Linked DNA regions of Homo sapiens: regions 1 and 3 are each linked to region 2. Evidence: read pairs that join two places in POLR2A ChIA-PET (ENCODE). Cell type or tissue: A673. All regions are shown on one strand.

Region 1 (8,000 bases), 52 kb before region 2:
TGCATTGTAGTTATACATATTTATTGGGTACAATTTGATGTTTCAGTACATACCTGTGTTGTATAATGATCTAGCCAGGGTAGTTAGTGCGCCCAGCACCTTATGTATTTATTGTTTCTTTGTGGTGAGAACATTCAAAAGCCTCTCTTCTAGCTATTTGGTAGTATGCATGCAGTATTTTACTGTTAACTGTAATCACCCTGCTGTGCAGTAGAACACCAGAATTTATTCCCCGTACCTAATTGTAACTTTGTACCCATTGACCAACCTCTCCCCTCTTCCCGCTTCCCAGTCTCTGGTCACCACCATTCTTTTTTTTTTTTTTTTTTTTGAGATGGAGTCTTGCTCTGTCGCCCAGGCTGGAGTGAAGTGGCGCGATCTCGGCTCACTGCAAGCTCCACCCAGGTTCAAGGCCATTCTCCTGCCTCAGCCTCCGGAGTAGCTGGGACTACAGGCGCCCGCCACCACACCCAGCTAATTTTTCTGTATTTTTAGTAGAGACGGGGTTTCACCGCATTAGCCAGGATGGCCTCGATCTCCTGACCTCGTGATCCGCCCGCCTCGGCCTCCCAAAGTGCTGGGATTACAGGCGTGAGCCACCGCACCCACCATTCTTATTTGAGTAGATTTTAAAAATCCACTAAAGTTTATGGAGGCTGTTTAGGAAAAACTCTCAAACTGTTTTTCCTCTACTCTCACACTACAACAATCAACACAGAAGACTTCCGTGACCAAATGTGTGAGAGTTTTTCCCCACCAACAAGCAGCAGACACCAGGAAGTCCAGGCCTCCAGAACCTCTGACCAACCAGATTCAACTTGGGGTTCTTATGACTTTCCTTTTTTGGTTCAATTAATTTGCTGGAGTGGCTCACAGAACTTAGGGAAACACGCTTACTGGTTTATTATAAAGGATATTACAAAGGATACAGATGAAGAGATGCCAAGGGCGAGGTATGGAGTAAGGCACGCAGAGCTTCCATGCCTTCCCTGGGCACCACGCTCCAGGAACCTCTACATGTTCAGCTGTCCAGAAGCTCCCCACACTCTCTTGGGTTTCTGTGGAGGCTTCATTACATAGGCATGATTGACAACCATGTAGAAATGTGATTGAACAAAAAGGGTATGATCTCAGACTAACAGACTGAGTGGAGGAATCCAGCAAGGCTTGTCTGTTTAAATTCTTCTTGGCCTCTCTGTACAGCATTCTTTCCTTGAAGGTACGGGGCAAGACCCTCTCAGGAATGAGAGTTTTTTGACCCACAATCAGGTTAGAGTCCTGCCTGGGCAAGTAGAAGAAAAACAGGAGAAGTTCAGAGAGAGAGATTCTGTTTTCTAGGGTCTGCTCCTGATGCCTGAAGTGCCCCAAGGCTATAACAAATGACTGCACCAAGGGCTATTGGAAGTTATGAGCCAGGAACCATGGATGAATGCCTACACACACACAAAATCATAATATCACAGAGACCAACTTTCACTTTTCTCCTGCTGTTGTGCTATGTAGAATCATCGGTGGGAAGAAAAGCATTTTGCTATTTCAAATGTCCTCATATCCGAACTGATCATGGATAATATGTTGTTCAGGAAATCTGTCTGGCTCATTGGATTAAAGTTTGGATCTTACATTTTCTATAAAATATAGTATAATCAAAATAATTTTTTTTTCCTTTGGAGACCGAGTCTCACTCCGCTGCCCAGGCTGGAGTGCAGCGGCGCAATCTCAGCTCACTGCAACCTTCGCCTCCCAGGTTCAAGCAATTCTCCTGCCTCAGCCTCTTGAGTAGCTGGGGCTACAGGCATGTGCCACCACGCCTGTCTAATTTTTTGTATTTTTAGTAGAGATGGGGTTTAACCATGTTGGCCAGACTGGTCTCAAGCTCCGGAGCTCAAGTGATCCACGCCCTTTGGCCTCTCAAGGTACTGGGATTAGAGGCATGAGCCATCGTGCCTGGCCAATGAAAATAACTTAAATATTCTCTTTATTAGTCTAAAATTTATATGAAGTTGTAATTTGAGCCAAAGTAAAAACCCTTTTTTTTACTTTTTTATTTTAGAAATGAACCATTTTATGTACTTATTTATTTTTATTTTTTTAAGACAGTCTCACCTTGTCGTCCAGGCTGGAGTCCAGGCACAATCTTGGCTCACTCAGCCTTGACTTTCCTGGGCTCAGGCGATCCTCCCACTTCAGCCTCCCAAGTAGCTGGGACTACAGGTGTGCGCCCAGCTAATTTTTTTATTTTTTGTAGATATGGGATTCTGCCATGTTCCCCAGGCTGGTCTCAAACTCCTGAGCTCAAGCCATCCTTCGCCTTGGCCTCCCAAAATGCTGGGATTACAGGCGTGAGACACCACGTCTGGCCAAAACACATTTAAAAGGGATTTTTTTTTGTTACTGAATTTAAATAATTCAGAAACAACTTCAGAAGAAAGAATAAGCAAAGACCCCCTCCAGAGGATTTAAGGATTTTTGTTTTTGTTTTTGAGATGGAGTCTCGCTCTGTCTCCCAGGCTAGAGTGCAATGGCGTGATCTTGGCTCACTGCAACCTCCTCCTCCTGGGTTCAAGCAATTCTTCTGCTTCAGTCTACCAAGTAGCTGGGATTACAGGCATCCGCCACCATGCCTGGCTTATTTTTGTATTTTTAGTAGAGATAGGGTTTCACCATGTTGGCCAGGCTGGTCTTGAACTCCTGATCTCAGGTGATCCACCTGCTTCAGCCTCCCAAAGTGCTGGGATTACAGGCGTGAGCCACCGTGCCTGGCCAGATTTAATGATTTTAACCAGTGGGGTCATGTGGAGGCTCAGTGACCCCAGAAGGCAACTCACTTCCGTTTTCTACATGGGGTTGTCCAGGGAAAATCTAGCTCATAAGGAAGGATAAGCACAGGAGCCCCTTGATGGGAAGCCACCTCATGGCAGGGGAGTGGGGGATTGGTGTTGGGGGACAGCGGTTATTCACACTTTCCGAAGGAGAGGGGTTTCCATGCTATCTGAGCCCTCTGGCCATAAATTCCCCATTTGGATCCACTGGAAACACTGGGTTTGGCAATGGAGGAAGAAGGAAAAAGCTTTGCAGCCGAGAAGCAAGTCTGAGGGGAAGGGTGGGAGACCCTCCTGTCTTTGAAGATGTGAACCATTTCCCAGGGGCCATTTGCTCCCTGACACCTGTGCCACTTGGAACATCAGGTGGATCATCACTTCTAGAAACTCGAGTTGAATGGCTGTTTGAATTGTCTTAGGTCTGCAGCCTCCACCCTTGAGATGAAAAGGTTTTGTCTAGCCTCCCACACTCTCCCCCGGGAATCATGTGCTGTTAGTTCAAGGAACAGAATCTAAGATGATAAGAAGAAATTGTTCCTTCCACCCTTTCTTCAAGGTCTTTGAATTACTTTCGAAGGTCTTCAGCTCTTCATCCTCATGGCTTATCTTGTCTTTTGCTTCAGAACTTTCCTCTTCTTGTTCCAAGTCATGATCTGCCTTGACAGGTAATATCCTGAGAAGCTCCATTTCTTTCTGACAACGTTCATTCATTTCCTTTCCTCTGTCCTGAAGATTTTGAACTGTACTTTCAGTTGAGGTTCCCTCAATCCAAAGCTTGTTAAGATGATCTGTCAGGTCAGTTTTTGTGTCCTCTTTTTTAGAAATGTTGGCATAGAGTTTATTTTTCTCTTTCTTCTGGGTGTTGAGATGCACACAACCCGGCAGCATCTGTCGGTTTCCTCCTGGCTTCTCTTGCTGCTCATCCACATGGTCTCTGTCTCCTGTGTCCCAGTTACCAACTGTGTTCTCTTCTCCAAGGGGAGCTGCTAGGTCTTTAACCTTTCACACAGCTTCCTCCGGTCTTCATCTGACCTTCTGTAGAGACTCTAGAGCTCTGTATGAAAACCCTGAGTTTTTTTTCCTTTTGCCCTTAATAGTATTAAGCTTATTGTATTTTTTCCACTTGTGTCTTTATGGATTTAGTTTCTGCATATAGAGATTAGCTCTTTCTTGCAGTATCAGACATCGGCTCATCTTAATCTGTACATGGTGATTTTTCTTTCCCAAATTGGTTTATTATAAACCCGAGATGCACCAGATCACATGGTTGGACATGTTCAAGGATCTGACATTCTAGGCTTGTATCTTCTTCCATAACGGGGTAAAACCTGACGAGAGCTTTACTTTTACTAGAATTAGTGCTGAGCTCTAATGGCATGTTCTCATTTCTCTGTGTAGAAAGGTTTTATTTTTTGTTTGTTTGTTTCTACCTACTGAGAAATTCTGCCTAAGCTAAGGGAATTGTTAACACACCAGCTATCCCAGCACATAGTACCACCTTCTGTTAATAATCAAGGAGGACAAGACTTGGGCCCACATCATTAGATAATTCTGCACAAAACAATGCATTGTATCACAGGTTGGCCAAATGTATGGCTCATGGCAGGACAGTTTCTCTGTAACACCCCAAGCTGCCACAGCTGGGCCACAACACAACAAGAATATTGGGCAGGGATCTGCCCCAAACCAAGGTTGCACCCGGCAGCCAGAATGGACCATGAGTGGAGAGGGTCGATGAGGGTGCAGGCCTGGTCCAGGAGAAACTCACACCCTTAACCCTACCCATAGCTGCTGCTTTCCACTTCTTGAGCTTTGTTTTCTGTAGCCCTTGAGGCCACACCTCATCATCTGCACATGCTGTTCCCTCTCCCTGGAAAGCCCATCCCCTGAAAGCACACATGGGGACAATATCTATCTGCAAGCTCCTCACCCCTGTGACAGCAGTTCTCAGGGCAGGGCCAAGCATAGAGTGGGGGCTCAGTGCTCCATGCATTTTATGGAAGGACGAGTGAGTGATTGGGTGACAGGGACAAAGCCACATTTGCTGTCCCTGAAGGTTCACACATAATGCCCTGCTGACAGCATACCAAGCCTACCAGAGAGCTTTCACCTCCTTTCAGAATTCTGTGCTGGGAGGTGGAGAGAAGAGGCGGCAACAGCTTCTGGCCTGGGTGATCCCCGTTCCTATTCCTCTACTCAAGTAGATTTGAAAACAGCATATCTTGTGTGAATACTCAGTCTAAGTAGTGAGTCATAGGAGCAGCTGCTGCTGCTGTTAGAAAATGGGAGTCCATAGACTTTTCTACAATGCCGTGTGGAAACAGTGGAATCCAATGCAATAGAGTTGATGCTACAGAGAGAATATCAATGGCCTTAGGGGGCTTTAAAAAAAAATCCGGCCGAGTGTGGTGGCTCACGCCTGTAATCCCAGCACTTTGGGAGGCCAAGGCAGGCAGATCATGAGGGCAGGAGTTCAAGACCAGCCTGACCAATACAGTGAAACCCTGTCTCTACTAAGAATACAAAAATTAGCCGGGTGTGGTGTGAAGCGCCTGTAATCCCAGCTACTCAGGAGGCTGAGGCAGGAGAATCACTTGACCCCGGGAGGCAGCGGTTGCAGTGAGCCAAGATTGCACCACTGCATTCCAGCCTGGGTGACAGAGCGAGACTCAGTCTCAAAAAAAAAAAGAAAGAAAAAGAATTTCTGATGGTTATTTAGTATTTATTTACCATGGGTTAATCATTCATTTGCTTTATCTGTTTGTTCCATGACATGTCGTTTCTTCCTAACTGGTCTGTAGCTTCTTTCCTTTCTATCTCTTTTAGATTGCTGCAGATTCACATTTATCATGTTTCTTGACTTTGCAGGTACTTCTGGTGTAATCCAGGCCCTGATACCTGGCCCAGAGCAGGGGAAAAATAACTCACCGTTATTCTTAGCTCACACCTCTCCCACTCAACCCCAAGAAGTTAGTGCTGTTTTTACCAGAAAAGCGTGAAACCGTTTGTTTTTGAAGAGCCACGCTTATACTTTAGAAACAAGTGTAGCTGGAGAGAGGCCAAAGGCAGGAGAGAGTAAGCGGGTAGTGAGGGTGTAGGTGAGTGGAGCATGTGAATGGATGCTTCTCCCTAAAGTGTCTACTTTTCCCTCCTCCATGCCATTCGCTGCAGTGGGCACTAGCAAAAGTTTGAGTTTTGCTTCCACAGTGGAGGAAAAAAACCACAACATGTTAATTAAGAAGGTTGTGGGGTTTTGTTGTGGGAAGCTAGAAAAGCAGCTGACCACTGAAATTGAAGCTATTTACAGGAATTTGTAGTGTGAGCCATGTAAGGTGAGTTGTGGGGTGTGGGCCCTGTGCCCAGCCCTCAGTTACTCCTCTCCTCCGCAGTGACCAGCTGCATCTAGGATGAGGAAGGAAAGGAGCCCATGTCTAGATGACACCTGCTGAGCTCCCCCAGGACAGGCCTGCCTGAGCCCCCATCCCTGCAAAATCAAAGCTCTTCACCTGGGTTTCTGCAGGCCCCAGGAGACGGGCAGTGATAGGCTGTCTGCCTGGTCCCTTTCCTGTCCTTTTGCACTGGGCCCTGTGGAGAACTGGTTCTGTTGTAAGTTAAATGCCCCCATCTCTTGACCCTCTTCACAGACTGTTCCTTCAAAACTTTATGTTTCCACCATCTTGTTCTCCCTGCGCAAAGGAGAACACATCTCTGGTAGCCTTTTCTAAAGGAAGCTCTGTGCTTTCCCAAGGCTGGGAGGAGGTAATGGCCCTGCCTAGTTCCATGTTGCTGATTCTAGACACCTTCTTTTTATTCCTTGTACAGAAGCCCTTCCTCTTCAGGGGTCTGGCCACCTGGCTGGATCTTGCCCTCTCTTGTTCCTTGCAACTCCCATGCATAGCTCTGGCTCATTCCTCCACACTCATGGAGGCCTTGGATGCCTTTATTAGACGCTCCTCACTACCAAGGCCAGTGGCCTTCACCGCCACACCTGAGTTCTTGTTATCCGAGGAAACTCCTCCCCTGCTGACATGGAGCAGTGCTCTGTTACTGTCACTGCCTGTCCTACGGGTGTGCCCAGTGTACTTATTCTGCAAGAGAGAGACCTACCCAGTCTCCTGCCTTCATACCGTTCTTTCCTACCATCTCCACACCATGCATTCATTAGTTCAGCCATTTCTCTTGAAGTTATTTTGACTTCCATCCAAACTGATCACTCTCTCCTCTGAACCACTTCTGTGGCTGGCCCATATTTCTCTTAGTACCTGTTGGTTTACAGCTGGGAGGGGATTACTTAGGATCTGGTTGGGTCCGTAGCACCTAGTAAATCCCTTCACATACTGCTAGCATGGAGGGCATGCTTTGTTGAGCTGATGGAAACTATTGATGGGTCATTAACATTTGAAACATATTAGTATATTCAGTAAAAATACTGACAAAGGACGCAAATCTATGTCCCCCTTGAAAAAAATTATGCAGCCAGGCATGGTGGTTCACACCTGTAATCCCAGTACTTTGGGAGACCGAGGTGGGAGGATCACTTGAGGCCAGGAGTTCGAGACCAGCCTGGCCAACATAGTAAAACCCCATCTCTACTAAAAATACAAAAATTAGCTGGGTGTGGTGGCAGACACCTATAGTTCCAGCTACTGTGGGGCTGAGGCATGACATTTGCTTGAACCCAGGAGGCAGAGGCTGCAGTGAGCTGAGACTGTACTACTCCACTCCATCCTGGGCCACAGAGCAAGACTGTCTCAAAAAAAAAAAAAAAAGAAAAAAAGAAAAAAGAAAAGAGATGAAGGTCGTAGAAAAAATATTCATTCCAGAAATTCTACCATACGACTCTTTTTCCAGATTCAATTATGTAACTTAAACAAAAAACTATGATCAAAGTAATATATGCACATAATTTAAAAACAAAATAGATAAATAAGTTTTTAATGAAAAGCAACCATTCCCTCCTTCCCTACCTCTAGTCTTGAATTACAGGGTCAACCATTTTTAAATGTTCTGTTTTCAGTTTTTCTGGTGCTTACTGCCATATCTGTAAGTTTAATCTCAAATAGGGCTAATGAAAAACAGCCCTGAAAAATAATGAAGAGTCATAAAATATGTAATAATCATTGTTCACATGGAATCATTCTTACTAGTTTCATTATGAAAATCATTAAAAATATTCTA
Region 2 (8,000 bases):
TGAAGTTAAAAGGATACCACTTGCCTAAGGACCCAAATCCAAATTTACCAATTCCAAATCTTTCTGTTTTCCCTCTGCTTTTTCAAATGAGAGAGCGCCATATCAGTGGAGAGATGTGGTACTTAATTCATCAGTTCTGGAGTGAATGCCTGTTCTATGCCCAGGTAACATTCTAGGAGCTAGGGATCCAAAGCAGAGGAGAGGGAAGAAAAGAAAAGCAGCAGAGAGTGAAAGTGTGCTCAGCATTTGGCACATGAATCTCATGTTGGGATCAGTGGATGTTGCACATTGGTTGGTCATGATAACTGCATCAAAAAATTAAGTTGGGATTAGATTGTAGAAACCTAAGAATTCCAGGCTAGAGTTAATTTCTCATTTAGTAGGAAAAACTGGGATGTTGCTGACAATGGCCCATAATCATACAGCACAAAAAGAGAGGCAGGTCTTTAAAAGTCCTTTCATCTTGGTGACAAGTTGTATATCTATATGTGTACCATTTTATATATAATCTACTATAGAACTTGAAATAAGGGAAAACCAGAAACCCCAAGAACATTTCTCTTTAGATGTGGATAATTTAGCATTATCCATACTGCAAATGAAATGTAGTAGTATTCTATGAATTACTTAGTTCAAATGTGACTTGTCTATGACATCTGGGCCCCATATGGTAGATTAATTAAAGCAGGGATGCTGAATTTGGATAGCTTGATATCCTCTTCAAAGACTGATCTCCCTTAGGACTAAGACAGGAAAATCCTGACGTTTTGATTTCTCTGTGTACAGGGACCTTTAGCGTGAGAACAATAAACGGCCTTTTGTAGCTTCTTAATGAGACATGTAGCATGTTATATTAACACCTAGGAGCTCGCCTTAAACTGCTGTCCCTCACTAATAACTAATAAAACGGGTGCACTCTAAATGCAAAGCCACAGCGCTTTCTTATTCTTTATTCTTTTTACCCACATCAGGAGTCTTTGTTTTTTCCTGGTATTGCGTGCCCCTTCACAGCATGTGGAAACAGCACACTGTGTCCAGAAGCGCCCCGTGGCACGGTTGGCCTGGAATCTCCAACATCTCCCCACACAGCAGCAGGCAGCCCTGGATGACCAGGTCAGCCAAAAAGTAAGTTGAGTGTTTTACACATTGGCACACTGTCTGTGTGGACTAAGCCATGTGTAACAGTCTCCGGAGAGGAACCCTCAGCGGTTTCTACTGAGATGAGCATCCAAAGCTGGTCATGTGGCCAGAGAAGAAAGGGCCCAGGGCAAGGGAGATGCACAGGAGAGTAGAGATGGAAGCTGCAGAGCCACACCAAAGGCCTGTTTTTATATTTCTGAGCCTGGTTTGGTGCCTCCTCTGCTTCTAAATGTAAATGCTTACATTTTAGCCAGTTCACATTTCACCTCTCCTTGAGTCCCATGAATTATGCAGGGATCTTTAGGAGCCCTTGTAGAGGTGGAAGAGCAGATGCCGCCCTGGTTCGGGGTGGAGTCTTCCAGGCTTGCCAGGGTGTCCGGTTGTGCTCGCCTGTCACCTGTTACTGCGGAGCCATGGTGGGTTTTTACTGGCTGGTTGCTTGTGTCCTGAAGTTTGAGAAAGACCCCTTACCTTAGCCCAAGCCAATCCCATCCTTACGGAAAGTGAACAGAAAAGAATAGTTGATTGCCTTCCCTGTTCCTCTCTTTTCTTCCTTTCTAGGCAATATTGTCCAAATAACAATGATGCCTTGTGTGGTTAAACAGCTGGAAGGTGGTATAGATTATCATGCTATTTGCACACATATGGAAATAGAGTGAAGCAATAACTTTTACCATGTTAGCACCTTCTACTACTGTTTGTGAAATCTCTTCAGAAATGTTTTTAGGTTTTTTTTTTTTTCCAGCCTGAAATTCCTTTAAGTTGAATGAAAATTGACCTTAAAGGCATATGGTTTGCTAATATACTTTTCAATTTAATCTGAGCAAATTGTGATATACTTTTTTGATATGAAAATCTGGGCTGGGTGTAGTGACTCATACCTGTAATCACAGCATTTCAAGAGGCTGAGGTGGGAAAATGGCTTGAGCCCAGGAGTTCAAGACCAGCCTGGACAACATGGTGAGATCCCATCTCTACAAAAAAATACAAAAATTAGCCAGGTGTGATGGCTTTGCCTGTAGTCCCAGCTACTCAGCAGGCTGAGGCAAGAGGACCACTTGAGTCCAGGAGATCAAGGCTGCAGTGAGCTGTGATCACACCACTGCACACTAGATCCACCATGGGCCACAGAGCAAGACCTTGTCTAGAAAACAAAAAATTCTGCACTGAGTGGTCAATTAGTATACCAATTCTTACTTAGGAGGAAGTATATTCTGAGAAGATAAGTATAAGAGCACCAATCCCAAGACAGATCTCAGACTCTTAACGGGAGGATGTAAAGTAGAGGAGTAATACTCAACCTCCCTCCTCAGCAAGTTCCAGTGAGACTATATGAACAAAGAAAATATTTCAAGTTCCTTGGAATGGCAAGTGTCCTATAAGATATTTGCAATATACTGTTTTTGCTTCAGAAAGGCGTAAGGGAACTTGCAAGGATTCATAAAATACAAAAGAACAAAAATATTAAATGGAAGACCCGAAAGAAAGGAGGAGAAAAAAAGGCATCCAGGGAAGCTAGAAAAGAGACCAAGATAAATGCACCCCATAGTGTTTGAAGTGCAGGTTAATGAGTGGGCCCCTGGCTTCCTGTGAAGTTTTTTCTTCCAGTGAAAAGGGAAACCTGGTCTGTTAAACACCAGGTTGTGAACAGCAACCAAGAAGTAAAAAACAAGTTGTTTCTCAGGAGAAGAAGAATTATTCCTAGTGTTAAGCTAGCATCTTCTCCCAAGGGTGCTCATACTTAGAAAATCTCTAATTAGGATAAACACCTGACATGACCCTGGAAGGTGGCTCCATGGCTCCAAACCTTTATTCCCTTCTGTGAAATGGAGAGATTGAACCTAAAGATCTGTAAAGTCTCTGCAACTCTCAAGTCCAGTGAGTGTGTTGTCTTCACTCCTAACCATTTTCTCTTGTAGAAATGAAACAATCTTTCTATCTCTCTTTTCTTTTCTTTTTTTTTTGAGACAGAGTCTCTCTCTCTGTCGCCCAGGCTGGAATGCAGTGGCGCAATCTCGGCTCACTACAACCTCTACCTCCCGGGTTCAAGCGATTCTCCTGCCTCAGCCTCCCAAGTAGCTGAGATTACAGGCACCTCCCACCATGCCTGGCTAATTTTTGTATTTTTAGTAGAGATGGGGTTTCACCATGTTGGCCAGGCTGGTCTCGAACTCCTGAGCTCAAGTGATCCACACGCCTCGCCCTCCCAAAGTGCTGGTATTACAGGCGTGACCCATGGCACCTGGCCTCTGTCTCCCATTTCTTACTACTGAATTTCTTCTCTCCTTCCATCCCCCACTCCATCCTGCCTTTTTCTTTTTCTGTGGCCCAGCCTGATATTATGTCAAATGCCTCTTTCTCATACAACTGCTTATCTTTTCCCCTACTTAAAAAAAAAAAAAAAAAGGCTGAGCAGAATAGCTATGATCAAGGAGTGTTTGTGTCAGGGGAGGAAGGGGATGGGCCATGTGTTAAGGGGGTGGGGGTTTGCTGTCTGGAATTGAGGTCAGCCAGGAAATAGGAAGCAGTTTTTATACTTCCTTCATTTGCAGGATAGTTGAGGATTCTGCCTGAAAGCTGGGCTCTTTGTTTAAAATATAGGCCACAAGGAGAACTGTCTGTGGTTGTGCCACTGAATGGCTAATTGTTCTTAATTGTATTCTGTGTTCAGCAGACCTCTAACTATCAGCTTAAAAACAGTATTTAGGGAAATTGTTTGTGCCTCCGTTTGTTTCTTACATTCCAGGGTTATCATCGTTGGAGGCAACATGCCTCAGAGTGTGACCAGAAAGGCTCACAAGGGCACCTGCCTCAGGCAGCATGTGGCATCTCCTATGAATTATGCATCATCGGCATATGGACAGTGGAGGCCGCCTAAAAACAACTAGCCGCTTATCATTGCCACAGTTGTACATTACCTTCCCGCGGCCTGATAAAGGCAGTTTTACTCTAGATGAGAGCTGGGATTGTTTCTTCTGGGTGTTCTCTAGAGACCGAGTGTCAGAAACTTAATGGCTTCTGAATGGAAGTGATGTTTGGCATCGTTTAGTGTTGCTGGTCTATGAAAAATACATTCATTGTGGTAAATAAGATATTTAAGGTAACATTAATCCCTGATAAATATATATTAAATTAGTCTTTAATATATATTTAATATATATTAATTAGCTTTCTTTACCCCAAAAACCTTTCTCTCCTACTGTTTGCGCTTTTGCAGTTTGGTACAACTGCCAAGATTAACTGTAATCCCTTGTCCTTCTGTTTGAATAAAAAAAGGAATGGCTGTTAGGTCTTGTCATCATGCCAAAAAATGAACTAATTATCTTCTTCTAACTGGAGACCTGGATGATAGGATGGGTTTTTTTATGGTTAAAAAATACCAATCAGGTCCATTGAATTTGACATCAGCTCAACTAGTAATGTATCTCGAGAATGTCTGTGATCCGTTTGATCTGCAGTTAATACAATATGCTGCATACATAAGAGGTGAAGCTCATGGTTTTCTCTAAAATTGTAACTGGGATTTTATTTTAGAAGTTCACTTGGGTTTCACCAAAGCTGTCTCTTAACAGTAAAATGTGTGAACATTTTTTGAAAAATCCTCAATGTAGCCAAGTGTTTTGAAAAAGGACTTACAGCTCCTCCTCCTAACATGCCAGTTAGAAAAAAAAAAAAAAAGGACTTGATCCTTTGAGTGGAAAGCCTTTTCTAACATATTTCTAGCATTTCCTTGACTGATATATTACATTTTGTGGGAAATAATTTAACCTTGTTCTCTGGTACAATGATGCCAACGAGCCTGGATTCTGTTGAATAGAATGACCCCACCTGGCTGTGATATTTTTAGTTTTTCTGTCTGCTTTTCTTAGGATATGTATTATCACATTATCCCTCCTTGGGATCATGTGGTTTGGAAATCAGAAGTTCCAAACCTGGAAATCACAGGTTTGGAAATCAGATCCTGAGTGTATTAGAATTCTGTTTAAAACAAGAGGAAGTGTGTGCTAGTAATGATCTGAGGGGAACTCCTTTGAAGGAAGAACCTAACATTCTGTGCTTTTATGATCCCTCTATCAATTCTGTAAAACTCTCCCCCTCTCAACACCCTCTATTTGTACTAAAGAATGAGGATATAAAGGTAGTCTTGTTGAAAAATTTCTCTATGGGCATCATTGTAATTCTAGCAGTCCTCAACATGGTCATTTATACTCTAAGAAAAATACTTTATTGTAGTTCTTTAATTAAACAGAAAGTACCTACTTGAGAATAACTATACACAGTAATACTTATAGCTAGATTTTCTATGTAATTAAATTAGCCATATACATTTAATGACATATACAATATGTCTAAGTGAATGATATAATTGTGAATTAAAATATGTTTATTACCCTTTATTGCAACCCATCTTAAATTATTTGGAAGATTTGGTACACTTTGTTAGGTAGGATGACATTCTTTTTTCTTGTTCATTGCTTCAGATTTCTGCTGATATGCTGTTGTTCTCTTTCAGTCCCAGCTGGGCCCAGGGATTCTGTGGGGTGCCTCCACCGGTCTAGATCTTCAGAAGAGTTTTTTCCACTTTATGATCAGTGTTGTAGTTGTTCAGCAAACATAATGAACCATTATTACCATCACAGACACTTGCCACTTAGTGAGTCCACTTTGCTTCTGCTGCTTTTTTCTTTCTTCTCTGAGCCTGGCCTCTTTCCTGTCCTCTATCCTACTCCTGCCTTCCATCCGTTTCTTCTCCCAGTGCCGTCTCCCAGCGCAGACGCTTTCTTTTGTTTAGCAATAACAATAACAATTTGTTATCGTTCTTAGCACAATGCTTAACATTAAAAGTGCTCACTAAATATATAGATAGGTTTTTTAAAAATAAATGAATACATCTAAAAATTACTTTAGCCAATTTTCAATAGAAGCATTAAAATGAGAAAAGGGGCTCTTCAGAGTAATAGGTACCAGGAAATCTAAGCTAAGTCTGGTTACTACAAATTAATCCCAAGTTCGTATGTTTCTCGAAAGTTTCAGAAAGGGAAGCTCAGTGAGTTGTACGTCACTTATTATCTGGTGGAGGGAAGTATGCCACTGTACCAGGAGAAACAGTATTTTTTTTTCTTAGTACATATTTCTGTATTAATGGTCATTCAAGGAACAAAATATTGACAGTCTCTTCATAGTAATTTTATAATAAGCTGCAGACATTTTTTCTCAGTTAAAAAATATAATGAGCATCTAATATGTGCAAGGCCCTGTGCCAGGAGCTGATCATACAATGGAGAATAGGAAATTTATGGTTTCTACCATCAAAGAGAAATCTTTTTATATCCCACAGAGTTAGTTAATAGTAACAATAACATTCATTGAGCTCTTAGCTATGCCAGGCCCCCATCCAAGTGTATATAGGCATTAGCATGTTAATTCCTATAAACCTTACTGGTACTGTTAATTATTCTACTTTTTACACTTAAAGAAATTGAGGCAAAGGGAAGTTAAATAATTTTTCCAAGGTTACATAGCTTGTAAGTGGTAAGAAATTTGAACCCAAGTAAGGCTGACTGGCTCTTGGGTACAGGCTTTTAACAACTATTCTATGTTTTTTTTCTAGGGGTATAAGAAAATGAAGAGGAGTAAGTTTTTGAGGGTTGGAGGTGGGCAAAGGTGATTGGTTTGCAATATGTTAAATTTGAGTTGCCTGAAGGCATCAAGAATGGAGATATGCAGTGGGCCATGGGGTATACAGATCTGCAGTTGGGCAGAGAGATCTGGGCCAACCAACATTTAGGTGATTTTTTTAGGCATCAGCAGTACATGGCTGGAATATGAAACCATAGGGAGAAAGCCTATGAAAGGTATGAGATGAATATATTTTTAAAATCTACCTTCAGAAAATCCAAGAATGTATATTAAATTATAATTCAGGAAAAATACCACTACAGAGAGTTCACATAATGTAGATAAAGATATGTAGCCCTTTGGCAGTTGGATGTATATGTACATGTTAGGTCCTGCGGTTGAGCTCAGCTGGTAAGGAGGAATGGGTAGCAAGCATTTGTCTCATTTGGTAATGGCCAGCCATGTATTGGGGGCACATTGCCTCAGATTCTCATAACTCTTTTCGGGAAGGTGCTGTCATCCTCATTTTATAATTGAGGAAACTGAGGCCCAGAAGATTAAGTAATTTGTCATGTGTCAAGGTTGCACAATAGTAAGTGGCAAAGCTTGGGTTTTGTCTTAGTCAGTTTGGGCTGCTATGACAAACTACCATAGATTGAAGGGCTTGTAAACAACAGAAATTTATATCTCACCGTTCTGGAGGCTGGGAAGTCCAAGATCAAGGCAGATTCAATGTCTACTAAGGGCCCACTTTCTGGTCATCTTCTCAACCTTGCATGGCAGAAGGGGTGAGGGAGCTCCCTGGGGCACTAATGCCCTCATGACCCAATCACCTACCAAAGGCCCAACCTCCAAATATTATCACATTGGGCATTAAGATTTAACCTGTAGATTTGGAGGGGGACACACATTCATTCAGTCTCTATCAGCTTTAGAGCCAGGGCTTTTGACTGCCCTTTGTTTCTACCCCTCCTGCACAGTTGGGCCACCGGAACAGTAGTAGATGTGAAAGCTTCTGCTATGTAAACAGGTTTGCTCCACTCACAAACATGCCACTGGACATACAGCTGAGGCCCAAGGTTGCCTTTGATAGTGCAGAGAAGAAATAACCCAGTCGGAAAAGTATTCCATCACTCCCATAAAAGCTCCCTAGAACAGCTTTGGTAAGGGAAGGTTCACTTTGTAGCCAGACAGGAACCCAGGTGCATGCTGCACAGTGAGGCACAAAGTGCCCTGCTAGC
Region 3 (8,000 bases), 160 kb after region 2:
ATATATGATGTTTTAACCCAGGCATACAGTGTGTAATGATCAAATCAGGGTAACTGGGATATCCATCACCTGAAGCACATATCATTTCCTTATGTTAGAAACATTCCAATTAGCACATTATAATTAGCAAAGCTGCACACTTTCGTGTCAGGCAGACCTAGAATCATATCAGACTCTCAGCCACTAATCAATCATGTGATACGGGTCAAGTCGCTCAATTCCTATTTGGCCTCGATTTCCTCACCTGCAAAACTGTAAAAATTGATGGTTAGAGCAGAGCAGCCACATGTGCCAAGTCTCATGCATTGGCCATCTTCAGGGTAAGCTGAAATATGGTAAAGTATCAGGTTCTGTGCTAGCCACCACAGGCAAAATACATGATCATTTTTCCTTGGAAATTTTCCCAGTATTTGTTATTTGTTTGTGATCTGCTTGGGTGAGGCTTTCTCACAGTGGGCAAAAATAATAGTAATTATTATATTCTGATAAATTCATGTTCAGTGATTTCTTGCCCTAGGAACAGAGAAAAGAGAACAACAGATCCCTAAAAATAAATTGCCCTAAGAAGCAAAAAAATACGTTAAAATGCAATGCACACTTTTTGTGAACTTTAGAAGAGAAGCATAAAACTGTAAATAAAAAACAGAATTTGATTTAAGGTTGTATTTTATGTTGAACTTCTTAAGGATTTTATCTCTAGAGGAACAATAACCAGACTTGTTGCCTAATAATTTAATTTAGTTCTCAGAAAGAAACGCTCACCAGACTAGTTGCCTAATATTTTAAAGTTGTTTACCATAAAAAAAATAATTTTATATTTGTGATATATTTTTTAAATTCCCACTTTTTATACAAACTCCTTGGTAACATGAAAGGTACATTTTCAAGTTCCTCTATCTGATTTTAGAGTCTGCCTCTGCTCAAGACAGCCTTCAGATGTGCTGTGAACACCACCATGCCACTTTGGGAAATACCTACTTATTTAATTGTAGGTGTTCACAATTCAGTGGCACCTATGACATTTCTGATAAATTTTGCTGACCCATATAGCATAGTCAGACAGACCTATGGTGTGTCTTTTTCCCAGTAGGGTAAGAAACACAGGATGTAGTGTTTGAATTCATGTCAAACTAAGATTACAGATTTCAGCTTAAAAAAAGTGGGGGTTGGGTAAAATTATAAATTCCACAATATTTTATTTTAAGATTTGAGTAACTTGTAAGGGATTATTTAGTAGCATAAGATTTTAAAAGCTTTATTTTAGTCAACTGTTTTTAGGTTAATCATGGGGTGGGATATCTAAACCAATTATTTTAATTTTAGTACCATATAATCTTTCATAAAGCATAATTAAAAGATACATGTATATATAGCAACGTGTATGTTCATAGAAATATATTTTTGTTCAGAGAAAAAGAAGCACTGTTAATGTAATGAGTTTTTTTTTTTTTTTTAGGTGAAAATCCTTTGGCTGATGACCAGAGTAACCATGATATTAACTCAGTTGCTGGCGTTCTGAAGCTCTATTTCCGTGGGCTGGAAAACCCCCTCTTTCCTAAGGAAAGATTTAACGATCTGATTTCTTGTATCAGTAAGTGGACATTTTTTTCATCTTTTCCCACAAGAATTATTTCACTAGCTAACTTCCTGGAAAAGGCAGTGGCCCCCCTCCATACACCCCCACCCCCATTACCCCATTACCACCATATTTCTGGGACCATTTGTTTTCTTTCTGGATCCAGTGCGAGTCATCCTCCCAGCTGTGGCCTCACCCTCGGCTGAGTGGGCTTTCCTCCTGAACATCCTCTGGCTCCAGAAAGCCAGGAGCTTCCCACTCATGGCTGGAATTGAGCAGAAAGCCAGGTGCCAGCTGCCTAAGGGAAAGGAGGAAGTTGTAAGCTGGGAAATGTGACCTTTTCTTGGCTTTTGATTCTTGGTTTTTCTCAACCAATTTTAGGAGTGGGGTAATTTATCCATCTTTCAATGTTATTTCAAGAAATGGATAAAATGAAATCAAAGATCCTTATTACAGTGCAGGAACACCAGGTGGTAATTATCTGTCAGTGGGCAACCCAAGCTAATAGGCAGAGTTGCTCTGGGATTGTGTATGACATATTATGAAACCGATAATCATTGGCAAAGTAAAGCATTGCTGTTTACTTCAGTGGGGGCTTTTTGACACTATACAAAGGAAGGTGAAAATAATGATACCATGAATTAATTATTAGCCACAATCAAGATCCATGCATCTAAAAATACAGTGTCCCTTTTAAGTCCGAGTTCCCAGCAAGAGTCTAGAGCTGACTTCAATCACTTAGGCTTCATAAGAATCAACTTTTTACTCTTAATAAAGAAATCTCCGTACAGTCCCTCCACCCCCCATCTGAATCAACAAGTCCTATTGATCTGCCCTCAAAAAAAACATCTCACTACTCATCCCTCCTTCCCCATCCCCATCACCTTGGTTTCTCACTGGGGATAGTTAGAGTGTCTTAAATGGACTCTACTTCTAGATTTTGCCTTCTTTTCCCAACCCCTACCCCCTGGCCCTGCATTCTCACACTGCAGCTAGAGTTAAAAAAAAAAAAAAAACTGGGTTGCTTGCTTTCTCCCCTTTTTAAAACCTATTTCAATATAAAAGCAAACTCCCCAAGGTGGGCTTATTGCTTGGTCTCCATTAGTTTGAGACCAGCCTGGGCAACATGGCAAAACCCCATCTCTACTAAAAATAAAAAATTAGCCAGGCATGGTGGCATGCACCTGGATTCCCAGCTTCTTGGGAGGCTGAAGCAGGAGGATCACTTGAGTCTGGCAGGCAGAGATTGCAGTGAGCCAAGATCGTGCCACTGCACTCCAGCCTCGGTGACAGAGCAAGACTCTGTCTCAAAAAAAAATAAAAAAATAAAAAAGCTAACTCCATGGCATGGCCAATTCATATAATTGAATTATTCCTCTCTCTGATCTCTGCTACTGCTGCACAGCCCTCTCCTGCTACCCTACCATATTTACTGTATATTTCAGCAGTAGCAGACTGTACATATGCTGGGCCATTTCCCACCTCCATCCACTTGCCTATGCTGTTTCCTCAGCTGTCCATGATAACCATTCAACATCTGCTGTGAAGGCTTTGCCAAATTGGCATTCCTCCCACAACTCTGTCCTCCCCACCACTCCAACCAGGATTAATCACTTTCTCCTCTCCCATTATTCTATTGGGTACGTATGTCCAGAATTTTTCTGATCTCCCCGCATTATAATTTTTTTAACCCCTCTGTCTCCTACTACTAGAAAATGAGTTTAGGCAGTAGGTTAAGAATAGAGGCTCTGGATTCAAAGAGCCTACTTCAGATCCTAGCTCTGTCACATACTCATCAGCTGTGTGACCTTAGTCAGGTTTCTTAAGCTCTCTGCATCTCAGTTTCCTCACCTATAAAATAGGGGGAACATTAATCCTTACATCATAGGGTTGTGAGAATTTAGTGAGTTAATATGTGTAAAATGCCAAGAAGAGTGCCTGGCACAGAATATGCTCAATGGAGTGCCCACAGTTAGCTCCACAGGCTTGTGGAGTAGTTTTGCAGCCCTAACATTTGTCCACTCCCGAAGGTTAGGAATTAGTTAATTCCTGGAGCATGTTAAGTTAAATAGAATTTATAGATGAAATGAATTGAAAAGTCAAGATTCCACCACGAGTTCTTTGTCTGGCATCAGTGCCTAGAGTCTTGGCTCCAGTTGGGTATGAATTTCCCGGTCATAATCCTCCCCAGTCTGATGTCCCATTGGAATTTAGAAGTACAGCTGCACGTCCATTCCACGGCCCTTGCGTAGCCTGAGTCATCACAATGAACCTCTGACCCAGCTGGAAAGAAATGAAAAGGAGGTGTTTCACTTCTGGAATTCTCCTTTGGCCATGTCCAAAGATTTCCCTCACATCCTAGCCAAAAAGCTTAAGTCTGGAAAAATAACAAGTGCTGTACAATGCTTAGTGGTTTTCTAGGTCCATACATCATGTCAGCTGTAACATGTACATGTACCAATTGGATAAAGAGTGTTGGGCCACATTGTCAGTTACCATTATAGAATCATTTCACACTTTTATTGGATGAAAAATATCATTTCATAGTGGTTTTTAATAACTGAGGCCATAGAGTCAGAAAGATCTAGGTTCAAATCCTAGCTTTACCACTTTCCAACTTTGTATAAACTTGGGCAAAGATTAATACTTAATCTTATTAAATAGCTGTTTCTTCACCTACTTCATAGAGTCTATGTGAAGAATAAATGAGACAGTCCATGTAAAGGGTTTCACATCATGCCTGGCACATAGTAACCCTCAGTAAGTGTTGCAAGCTGTCATCATTACTACTATTACAATTACTCTGACTATAAACTGTGGTCACATATGCCAATACCTGGGTTGGCCACTTATCAATCTGTCTGTTCTGCTAAGTATGTGTTTCTTTGGCATAATTAACTCACGTGAATTTAGAAATATTTGTGTTATCCTCAAGTTACATTGTTTCCAGCATGATTTTTCCCAGCACATTAAATACCTTGTAGCAATCAATGTCAAGCTTTCTCACAATTAGAGTCATATTTAGCAAATATGTAAACTACAAGGAAAAAATCTATGGAGATATCTCATGTAAGGGTACCTACAGTGCTCAAGTGCAAGTGAAGAAGCTACAATGACATTCCCTCCTGTATTAAAACAATGGATTAATCAAAATCAATGGATTCATAATCCTTGGATTTTAATAGGATTGTTAATGTTTTCATTAGTGCAGTAGTTACAAAGTTTCATAAATGTTGAGTAGTCTGCCCCAATCCTATTTTTCCCCATAAGTCTTGTTACTTTTAGTGCAAAGTTTTACAGAATGGCAGGTGTTTCAAAAACATACATATTGACACTAACAACCTCTTTATAGAACAACCCCTTTTCCTCCAACATGTAACCTCTTAAGAAAGAGAGGATTCTTGGATGTTATTATCTCTAAGCAAGCATTTTTTTCTTACCAATGTGACCATAATGCATTTTTCCTGGATTTTCCTGCATTTTTCCTGGATTTTCAATAAATCCTTTGAGTAGCATAATACATCTTTTATCATTGTATCCCCTTATCAATATTGCAGACTTTTGACGATTTGAACCAAGTTGATTAATAGTCTACAATGTATAAAACTGTCTAGGGATTCAGAGACTTGATTCTTGCATTTAAGAGGCTTAAAATGTAGTAGGAAAGGTAAGATATTTACAAATAAATGCAGGCTAAGTTAATATATGATAGAAACAAAGATTTTGAAATTTTAGAGGAAAGAGAGATCTGAGTGATAGATTGTTTTTACCCCTGTCATCTTGTAGCATTGCTGTAATTGGGTTTGATTTTCCCCATTAAAGTAATTTCACATGACAGTTATTTTGTATAGAAAAACTTCCCTTTTCATCTTTTCTAAGAGTTTGCATAAGGCACTGTAGCACCCACTACTTTTCGCTTCCGTATTTTTGGATTGTTTGGGGAAAGGGGTGTGTGTGTGTGTGTGTGTGTGTGTGTGTGTGTGTGTGTGTGATGAGTAGTTATCCAGCCATGTTTATGCTTTATGACCCTGAGTGACCACGTTCTTTGGAAGCTTACAAATATATGTAGTCAAAGGAAATTTATCTTAGCATTCTTTTTTTAAAAATATGCACTATTTGTTCCCCAATTTATTGTACATTTCTTTTTAAAGATTATTTATCTGGATGAAGACATAGTAAAACCAAATGCAACATAAATTTGAAGTGGCAAACTTGGTAGTTTCTCAGTTTCTCACCCAAGAGTTATTTTGTTTTGTTTTGTTTTGTTTTAACCATCCACTTTGTGAGTGGTTTTGTCAATGCTCCAGGTCATACCCACAAAGTCTGGGCAGCTTGTAGAATATCCCTGCATCATGGCTCTGAGATTTCCTAGGGCATAAGTTCAAGTGACTTGCCCTAGAAAAGCCACTCAAGTAATTCATGTTTTTTTTTCTGACTGCCTTAAGGCTGTGAGCCCAGATGAAACTTTTTCATTCCATTTTACATTAGGTGTTATTATTTAGGTGACTACTTGGATATGAGGAAACGGTTTCTTAAGGGAGAATTTTTCTTCCTATCACAAAACCAACATGTAGTTATTGTAGAGTACCTGAAAAATGCACAAAAGCACATAGAACAAAATATTGTCAACCAAAATTCCATAATTCCACTACCCAAAGAGAATCACTGGCATGTACACATTTTGTTTACAACAAACAACAACAAATACTATGTTTCATGTTAATATACAACATAACCACAATACCATTATCATACCCTTAAAACCAACAATAATTCCTTAAATCATCGAATGAGTAGTCAATGCTTTATTTATTAGGTTGGTGCAAAAGTTATTGCGGCTTTTGCCATTACTTTTAGTGGCAAAAAACACGATTAGTTTTGCACCAACCTAATGTTATGCAATTAACATGTTATCACTGTAGAAAAATTATAAACTAAGAACAAATCGTAATTTCTCTACACAGAGATAGTGATAACGTTTTTAGTATCTTTCCAGAGTTTTTCTACAGTACCTATGTACTTTGTAAAGCAGCTTTATTGAGATATAATTCTCATACTCTACAATTCATCCATTAAAGAGTACAGGCCAGTGGTTTTTAGTATAGTCACAGAATTATGCAACCATCACCACAATCAATTATAGTACATTTTTATTACCCCCAAAAGAAACCCCAGTTAGCAAACATTGGCAATTACTCCCCGTTTACTCATAACCACCACCACCCCCGGCCCTAGGCAATCACTAATCTACTTTCCGTCTCTATAGATTTGCCTGTTCTGGCCGTTTCATATGAATAGAATTATACAGTATGTTGTCCTTTGTGATTGGCTTTCACTTAGCATAATGTTTTCAAGGATCATCCATGTTACAGTAGGTATCAGTACTTCATTCTTTTTGATTGCCAAAAAATCCATTTTGTGGGTACACACTCCTATGTACTTTTCATAAAAATTATATCGTACCAAGTGACCACTAATGGATAAGAGGTTTGTTTTTGAAGTGATGAAAATGCTCTAAAATGATTGAGGTGATCTTGTACAACTCTGAGTGTACTAAAAATCATTGTTAAACTGTGTAAATGGGTAAATTATATGGTATATTAGTTATATCTCAATAAAGCTGTTGTTAAAAAAATTGTTTTTGAGACAGGCTCTCACTCTGTTGTCCAGGCTGGATTGCAGTGGCGTGATCACAGCTCACTGCAACCTCCTAGGCTAAAGTGATCCTCCCCCCTCAGCCTCCCAAGTAGCTGGGACCACAGGCGTGCACCACCACACCCAGCTAATTTTTGTATTTTTTTGGTAGAGACAGGGTTTCACAACATTGCCCAGGCTGGTCTTGAACTCCTGGACTCAAGCAATACACCCTCCTCGCCCTCCCAAAGTGCTAGAATTAAGGTGTGAGCCACTGTGCCCGGCCAAGCTGTTGTAAAAAATTATGCCACGCCATACTGGCTCTTCATAAACCACTTTTTTAAAACTCAATAATATTATTTTCAAAATATAGCTTTTAGTGACCCTATAATGATTTCTATTTTATGTAACAAATCCCCTAGTTTAGACATTTAGATTGTTTCCAGTGATTTTGCAACTATACCAAAATACTATGATGAGCTTCTTAGTACCTAAATTTATTTGCCTTTTCTGATTATTTCATGAAAAAAGCTTTTGAACTCTTTTTCTGGTGCTCAATATATGTTTTTGCTATAAAAATTTCTTTCAGCTTTATTGACATACATGGTAGTTTTCTCTCTGAATTCTAAATTTCTGTTTGATGCCTTATAATAATGTTCTTAATTTTTCCTTTATCCTTAAAAATATTTAATAGGCTGAGTATCTGAACTGAGTAGGTAAAGCTCTCTAGGCTAAGACTCAGTTTCTTTACTAACCTCAATATGATAATTCAGCAGAATAGGAAACATCT

The links. Peaks named below come from ENCODE experiments on the same cell type or tissue, not always from the same donor. Only the 100,000 strongest peaks of a DNase experiment are listed, where the experiment ranks them.
Region 1: POLR2A ChIA-PET joins it to region 2 with 5 read pairs; 7 of 35 experiments call an interaction of 5 or more read pairs at or near these places.
Region 3: POLR2A ChIA-PET joins it to region 2 with 9 read pairs; 2 of 35 experiments call an interaction of 5 or more read pairs at or near these places.

What each region holds. Positions count from the first base shown.
Region 1 is chr12:63,884,409-63,892,408 of GRCh38, forward strand. The region is part of intron 1 of SRGAP1 (SLIT-ROBO Rho GTPase activating protein 1); the gene reads left to right. It also overlaps the pseudogene LOC100419700. Among named protein-coding and RNA genes, the nearest start is that of SRGAP1, 44 kb to the left of the region's middle. In A673, no CTCF peak of the experiment used is centred here; no DNase peak of the experiment used is centred here.
Region 2 is chr12:63,936,874-63,944,873 of GRCh38, forward strand. The region is part of intron 1 of SRGAP1 (SLIT-ROBO Rho GTPase activating protein 1); the gene reads left to right. Among named protein-coding and RNA genes, the nearest start is that of SRGAP1, 96 kb to the left of the region's middle. In A673, no CTCF peak of the experiment used is centred here; no DNase peak of the experiment used is centred here; H3K27ac peaks cover 4,997 bases.
Region 3 is chr12:64,095,785-64,103,784 of GRCh38, forward strand. It overlaps SRGAP1 (SLIT-ROBO Rho GTPase activating protein 1), which reads left to right. Exons shown (of 22, transcript NM_020762.4): 15 at 1,457-1,591. It overlaps LOC105369798 (a long non-coding RNA gene), which reads right to left. Exons shown (of 2, transcript XR_945018.2): 2 at 3,636-3,859. Among named protein-coding and RNA genes, the nearest start is that of KICS2, 120 kb to the right of the region's middle. In A673, no CTCF peak of the experiment used is centred here; no DNase peak of the experiment used is centred here.